Linked DNA regions of Homo sapiens: region 1 is linked to region 2. A link is a contact called in ENCODE Hi-C data. All regions are on one chromosome and are shown on one strand. Each heading gives the region's core, a stretch centred on a gene start or an enhancer-like site at or near the end of the contact. The rest is flanking DNA. Distances are from core to core; before and after follow the strand shown. Region 1 overlaps PKD1L1 (polycystin 1 like 1, transient receptor potential channel interacting). Region 2 holds the start of VWC2 (von Willebrand factor C domain containing 2).

The links. Hi-C counts contacts between places; a loop is a spot of excess contacts on that map. Pooled maps may share reads with other maps.
Region 1: a pooled map shows a loop between it and region 2 (7-fold over the local background). The contact joins the enhancer-like site here to the promoter of VWC2 in region 2. A Hi-C loop is called at or near these places in 11 of 37 single-sample maps with no recorded cell type and 4 of 50 pooled maps.

Annotation. Positions count from the first base shown.
Region 1 is chr7:47,937,489-47,940,321 of GRCh38, reverse strand. It overlaps PKD1L1 (polycystin 1 like 1, transient receptor potential channel interacting), which reads left to right. Exons shown (of 57, transcript NM_138295.5): 3 at 5-129. Among named protein-coding and RNA genes, the nearest start is that of PKD1L1, 9.6 kb to the left of the region's middle. RefSeq lists enhancers at 1,977-2,146, 2,597-2,676. Within about 2 kb of position 1,386, at least 4 of the 41 ENCODE cell types and tissues checked have a DNase peak (open chromatin) inside an H3K27ac peak, as active enhancers do.
Region 2 is chr7:49,772,333-49,775,032 of GRCh38, reverse strand. It overlaps VWC2 (von Willebrand factor C domain containing 2), which reads right to left and starts at 1,395. Exons shown (of 4, transcript NM_198570.5): 1 at 920-1,395.

The DNA.
Region 1 (2,833 bases), core at 137-2,636, 1.8 Mb after region 2:
CTAGAGGTCTATGCTAATCATGTGCTTCTTATGAGTGATGGGAAGTGTGGCTGTCCTTGGTGTGCTCTGAATGGAAAGGCAGAAGACCGGGAATCACAGAGCCCATCCTCATCAGCTTCCAGGCAGAAGGTATTCCTGGATCTGGGGAAATTAGGCTTTTCTTCCTGAATACAGTACATGTACAGTACAGCTAAAAAGCACCTCCATGTTTCATCAGGAATTCATCAGGGATTGTTTTCCTATCATGTGTGTTTGTGCCAATGAAGCAAGTGTGACTTATAAAGCCTTAATTCAGCTCCAGAGCATAGTTCCACATATAAGAAGTGCAGGCAGGGCTAGCCCAGCCCAGAGGAGTAGGGGATAGCCCTCAGATGGGGAGTGAGGGGTAGCCCTCAGGTGGGGAGTGGGGGCTGCCCTGCAGGTGGGGAGTAGGGGCTGCCTCCCAGGTGGGAAGTAGGAGGGTAGCCCTCAGGTGGGGAGTGGGGGCTGCCCCTCAAGCGGGGAGTGGGGGCTATCCCCGGGGTGGGGAGTGGGTGCTGTCCCCCAGGTGGGGAGTGGGAGCTGCCCCGAGATGGCTCCAGCACAGACAAGGCTTCCAGCAGCCAAAGCACTGAAACCCTGCTTAACTTGCGCAGTGTGGGGAGCTCGTTGAAGACCCCTATTAATTAAGACTGGGCTACCTGGATGTTTGTGAATTCCCTTGCATCTGTTTATCAGAGTAGCTAACAGGGCTTGGGTCTGAAGGCCTGGGCAATGCCCTGGAGATGGAGGAGAAGCGTGAGAGGAGTGACTCTCACATCTGTGGGTGGGGTCCGAGAGAAGAGTGAAAACTTCTGAGTGAGACATGCTTTTCACCCAGAATAAGCATTGGTTCCAAAGGGACATGCACAGACAGCCCAGAGTTGTGCGTTTCTAGTTCAAATTTAAAGAAGCCAGTTCTCTTTGAAGCTCCCAGAACCTCTGCTGTCCTTGGCAAAGACTCTCCTGCAGTTCATTTTTCAGTATTCCTCATGCAGAGCAGCGTTATTAAACCACCCCCTCCGTAGCACATCCATCTGAGTTTATATTGAAATGAATTTGATCTCAACCCACAGTGTTTGTGTTTGGGAGCTTTTCTCTGCTCTGCCATCACTTTTGTCAGCGAAAGTTCAAGGAGGCATTTTTAGGTTCCCAAGGAAGGATATTTAGTAAGATGAGCGTCTGATGGTTCTGAGAACAGGAGGTTGGGGAGAGGTGTTTTAGAGGGGAGGTGATATTACCTGCGTTTCTCACATTACACAATGTAAATAGCCACATACAGTGACTTCCTTAGGCTTTTAGTGCCCTCACCTCCAAACACAAGGGGGCAAACAGACCTCATGCTTCTTGAACACTTGGTGCAGATCTGCTATGCAGAATCACCTAGGGAGCTTAAAAGTCAAAGAAACCAAACAAAACCATGCACAAGCCCTGCCTCTGAAGATTCTAACAGACATGCTGTGGCGTGGCTCAGGGTGATGGTGCTTCAACCCCACCCCACCCAGGTGACTCCAAGGTTCAGCCACCTGGGACCTCAGCTTTGGGCATAGATCGATGCCTTTAGGATTTGACCATCATGTCCCAAAGGGCTTGGTCCTGGTGAAATGTGCAATCAGGGGGCTCTCTGGTTTTGGTTGACTGGGAGACCCATTTCCAAGCTGCATTCTGGCCGCTCTGCTCTCTACAGCCCCAGTGGGCTCAGGCGAAGGTCACACAGGGCCATACACCAGCTCCTGGACGTGCTGGGCAGTTTGCTGATTGGGCATAGTTATAGGATAGTGTCTTGCAAAGCCCTGTGTCTCCCATGCTGCTCACTAGCACCATGCCTTTTAGGGGTTGTAGGTACATGCAGCTGTCTCAGCCCCTGGGTTTCACATCCTCAGGAAACTGCCAGGATCTACCCAGGTCCTGCTCTGGGAGGCCACAGAGGGGTTCCCTGTTCTCGTCACAGAAGAGGGGCAGGTGCCAGGCGTATGCACTCAGGCACGAGCTGGCATCTTTCAGCTCCCACTCTGGCCTTCTTGACACCTTCCTGTGTTGTTCTCCTGAAAGATGAAGCACCTGATGTCCTGTAGTTACAAATCTGTAAAAGGCCCACAGCACAGGGAGCGCACATCCCAGGGAGGGGCTGGGCCGTTGGTTAACCTATACTAACTTCTTAACTGGCTGGAACTACTTCTGGTAACAGCTCTCTCAAGAGCCAGAGTGAGGCCCTGGGCCCTCAGTCTGAGGGATGGTGGCTGCTTTTTGTAATCATGTCCACAGTGGGGCGTTGTCTCTGGACAGGCGTCCTGTGTAGGAAACAAGGTGGCCAGCTTCCCGTAGGCCAAAAGTGTCCCCCCTCCTCCTGTGCCGTGGGCACCTCCCTGCTTTCCTGGTGCCACCAGGATTGAGATTTTGTCACAAGGAGAGCTGCACAGGTCAATGCAAGGTCAACAGAGGCCTCATGACCAAGATGGGCTCCCAGCACCCCTCACCTGCCCTCCAATGCCCCCACCCCACCTAAGCTCTCAGTGTGCACAGGCCGAGCAAGCCCAGTGGCATTGTCTCTGAGTTCTCTCTTGGGCTCCATCTCACTTCCAGTCCAGCAGCCAGCCCGGCCACCCCATAGCCTCAGAGGTGTTCACCCTCTGCCTTCACTCCACAATCAAGACCTGCCATCCTCATAGCCCTCTGAGTGGATCCCCTGCTGCCACTCCTGCCTGCCAGGCTCTCTTCAGTACCGCAACCACACTGTTGCTTCTGTGCATTGGAGCGTGCCACTCTTGTGCTCAGAACCCTCCATCTCATTCAGAATGAAACTCCACTTCCTGAG
Region 2 (2,700 bases), core at 146-2,645:
CGCCCCCCTGCAAAGCTCTGCCTTGAACCACGTAATTCAGGCACCCAGGGTGTCCCTCCCTAGGTCCTGGCCACATTTCCCGAAGGTTATTAAATGGAGAATTCAGCAGTGGAGTTAGAGACGGACGAATGTACAGGAAGATAAGAGGGAAACTCTTCCTCATTTGCTTTAGGGGGTTGTGCTGGGAAAATGCGGGGAGGTTAAACAAAGCTTCTCCTAGGACTCCACGATTCATTTCTAACAACTTCTTAAAAGACTCCCGTCTCGGGAGCAGACGCCCCCTCCCCGCTCTCTAAGCCCCGCTGCATGAAAGGATGCCCTCGGCCCCTTGCCAGAGGGCCGGGTCGGGGATTCCCGGGGCTTCAGCTCCTCTGCCGGCCCGCCCCTCCGAGCCTTGGGAGCCAGGTCGCCGGCCGCAGCGCTCAGTCTTGTAGTGTCCTGGCTGCGGAGCAGAAGCGCCCGGGCAGCACCAAGGTGTGCAGTGCGGGAGGCTGGGGCCCCAGGGCGCAGAGTGGGCGCGAGACCCTCCTACTCGCTGGATCCCGGCCAGCCTTTCTGGATTCCAAAGTTTCTGCCGCCCAAAGGGGCTGGGAGAGCCCGAGACGCCGCAGGACACCGGCAATCCAGCCTCTCTCCGCCTCACTCCCCGAACGCCCCCACTCTGCGCACTCCGGTGCGTCTGTCCCCTCCCCCTCAGCCCTCCTCCCTGAGGGCTCCGGACGTGCCCGGCCCTGCTGACCCCCTGCCCGGTCCCTGCCGACCTCAACACTGGGCGAAGCGCCCATATTCACAAACTTGGGCGGGGGAGGGGGTTCCTCCGGAGCAGCTGAGCGGCTGAACCCAGCTGGAGCGCGTCCGGCCGCGCGGGGACACCCAGCATGCACCCTCAGCCCTGAAGACCGGCGCCAAACCTACATACATGAGCGCAGGGCGCGGGCCGGACGCCGGGCTCGCAGCGGGCGCAGGGGTAGCAGCGGCGGGCGCGGGCCCGGGTTGCCAGCGCCCATCCTGGGCCGGCCGGCGACCCGCGTGGGGCGGACCACTAACAGCCCAGCCCCACCTGCGCGCTCCGCCTGGCGCGCACACCGGGCTAGGGCGTCTCTGGGGAGTCGCTCATCGCGCTGTCAGCTGCCGGTAGTCGCGGCCCCAACTCGCGTCAGTGCCCGCGTCGCCCTCAGTCGCTCATCCTCCGGCCTCGTCCCCGCTTCTCCGAGACCAAGCGCGCCCCGGGGGCCACCCTGGCGCCGCCTCGCTCCTCTCCGCGGAGGGGTTCGGGGAGCTCTCCAGACCCGGCAGCCGGAATGTCTGGGCAGCCGTGGCGCGTCGGAGGGAAAAGAGAAGCCCGGAGCGCGGCCGGCGCGCGAGTGGCACCGAGGCCAGCATGGGAGCTAGCGCGCCCGCCTCCCGCCTCCCCCTGCCGCAGCCGCCTCCGCCCGGCTCCCGTTCCGCTCCCTCCTCTGCTGCCCCCGCTCTGGAGGCCCCGCCTTGGCCCGCGCTGCCCCGGGGGAGGCCCTCGCGCTGCCCCCGGAGAGGCCCTACCGCCGCACCCGCTCCCTTTGCTGCGCCGGACCAACCTGTCACTCGTCCGCGCGGCCGCGTCCCCACCTCCGCAGCCGGCCGCAGACCCTGCCAGGGCTGCCATTCTCCAGTCGAGTCATTCACTTTGCGCTGGACCTTTCATCTTGGCTTTTCTCTTTTCTTTAATTTCTTCCTTCCTAATTGGCCCCCTCTGGCTTTCCTCTTTGTGGACAGCTTGTTTCAGCTACTGTGTTCAGATTGGGATTCGAAGGCCGTGTTAGTTTAGCAGACTGTTGAGACTTTCTCGTCTTTGCATTCAGAAACCCAGAGAAATAGACGTTTACGAGTAAGAAACGTAAAAATCTCAAGCGCGAACTTTCTGAATCTCTGCCAATCTCTCCCCGCTCCCATCTTCCTCTTTCTGCCTGCTCTCTCTTCTACTACAAATAGAAACCTGTTTCCTAACTTTGCTAGAATCCTCAACTGTTAAGCAGAGGCCCGGTTGTTTTTACTCTTTGATCTTGTGTAAACGAGAAAACGTCAATAGTACCTGTTCAAATTAATCCCCGAAATTGAATTTTCATGGAAATGGCCCATGGCAGTGGTTCCCACTCACGGCATTTTAGAATCCCTGAAAGTGCTCGGACGGTAAACAGATAAGCTTCCCTGCAAGGTCAGGCGCTCTGGCTGGTGGGAACTGGGGAGGCTGGTTTGGGACACAGTTATGTCTATCTTTTAATAGTATAGACAAACAAATCTTAGCTGAGGTGCTAGGGAGCCCTCCTTGAAAGCCTGAGAAGGCTGCCCCTCCACCCCCTCCAACACATACACAACCAACAGGGCTGGATGGAGGATTTCTTTCTCTCTCTCTCTCTCTTTTTTTTTTTTTTCAGACGGAGTCTCGCTCTGTGGCCTAGCCTGGAGCGCAGTGGCGCGATCTCCACTTACTGCAAGCTCGATTCCCGGGTTCATGCCTTTCTGCCGCCTCAGCCTCCTGAGTAGCTGGGACTACAGTCGTCCGCCATCACCCCCAGCTAATTTTGTTTTTGTATTTTTAGTGAGACGGGGTTTCACCATGTTGGACATGATGGTCTCGATCTCCGGACCTCGTGATCCTCCTGCCTCGGTCTCCCAAAATGCTGGTGAGCCACCGCGCCTGGCCTGGATGGAGGATTTCTATGT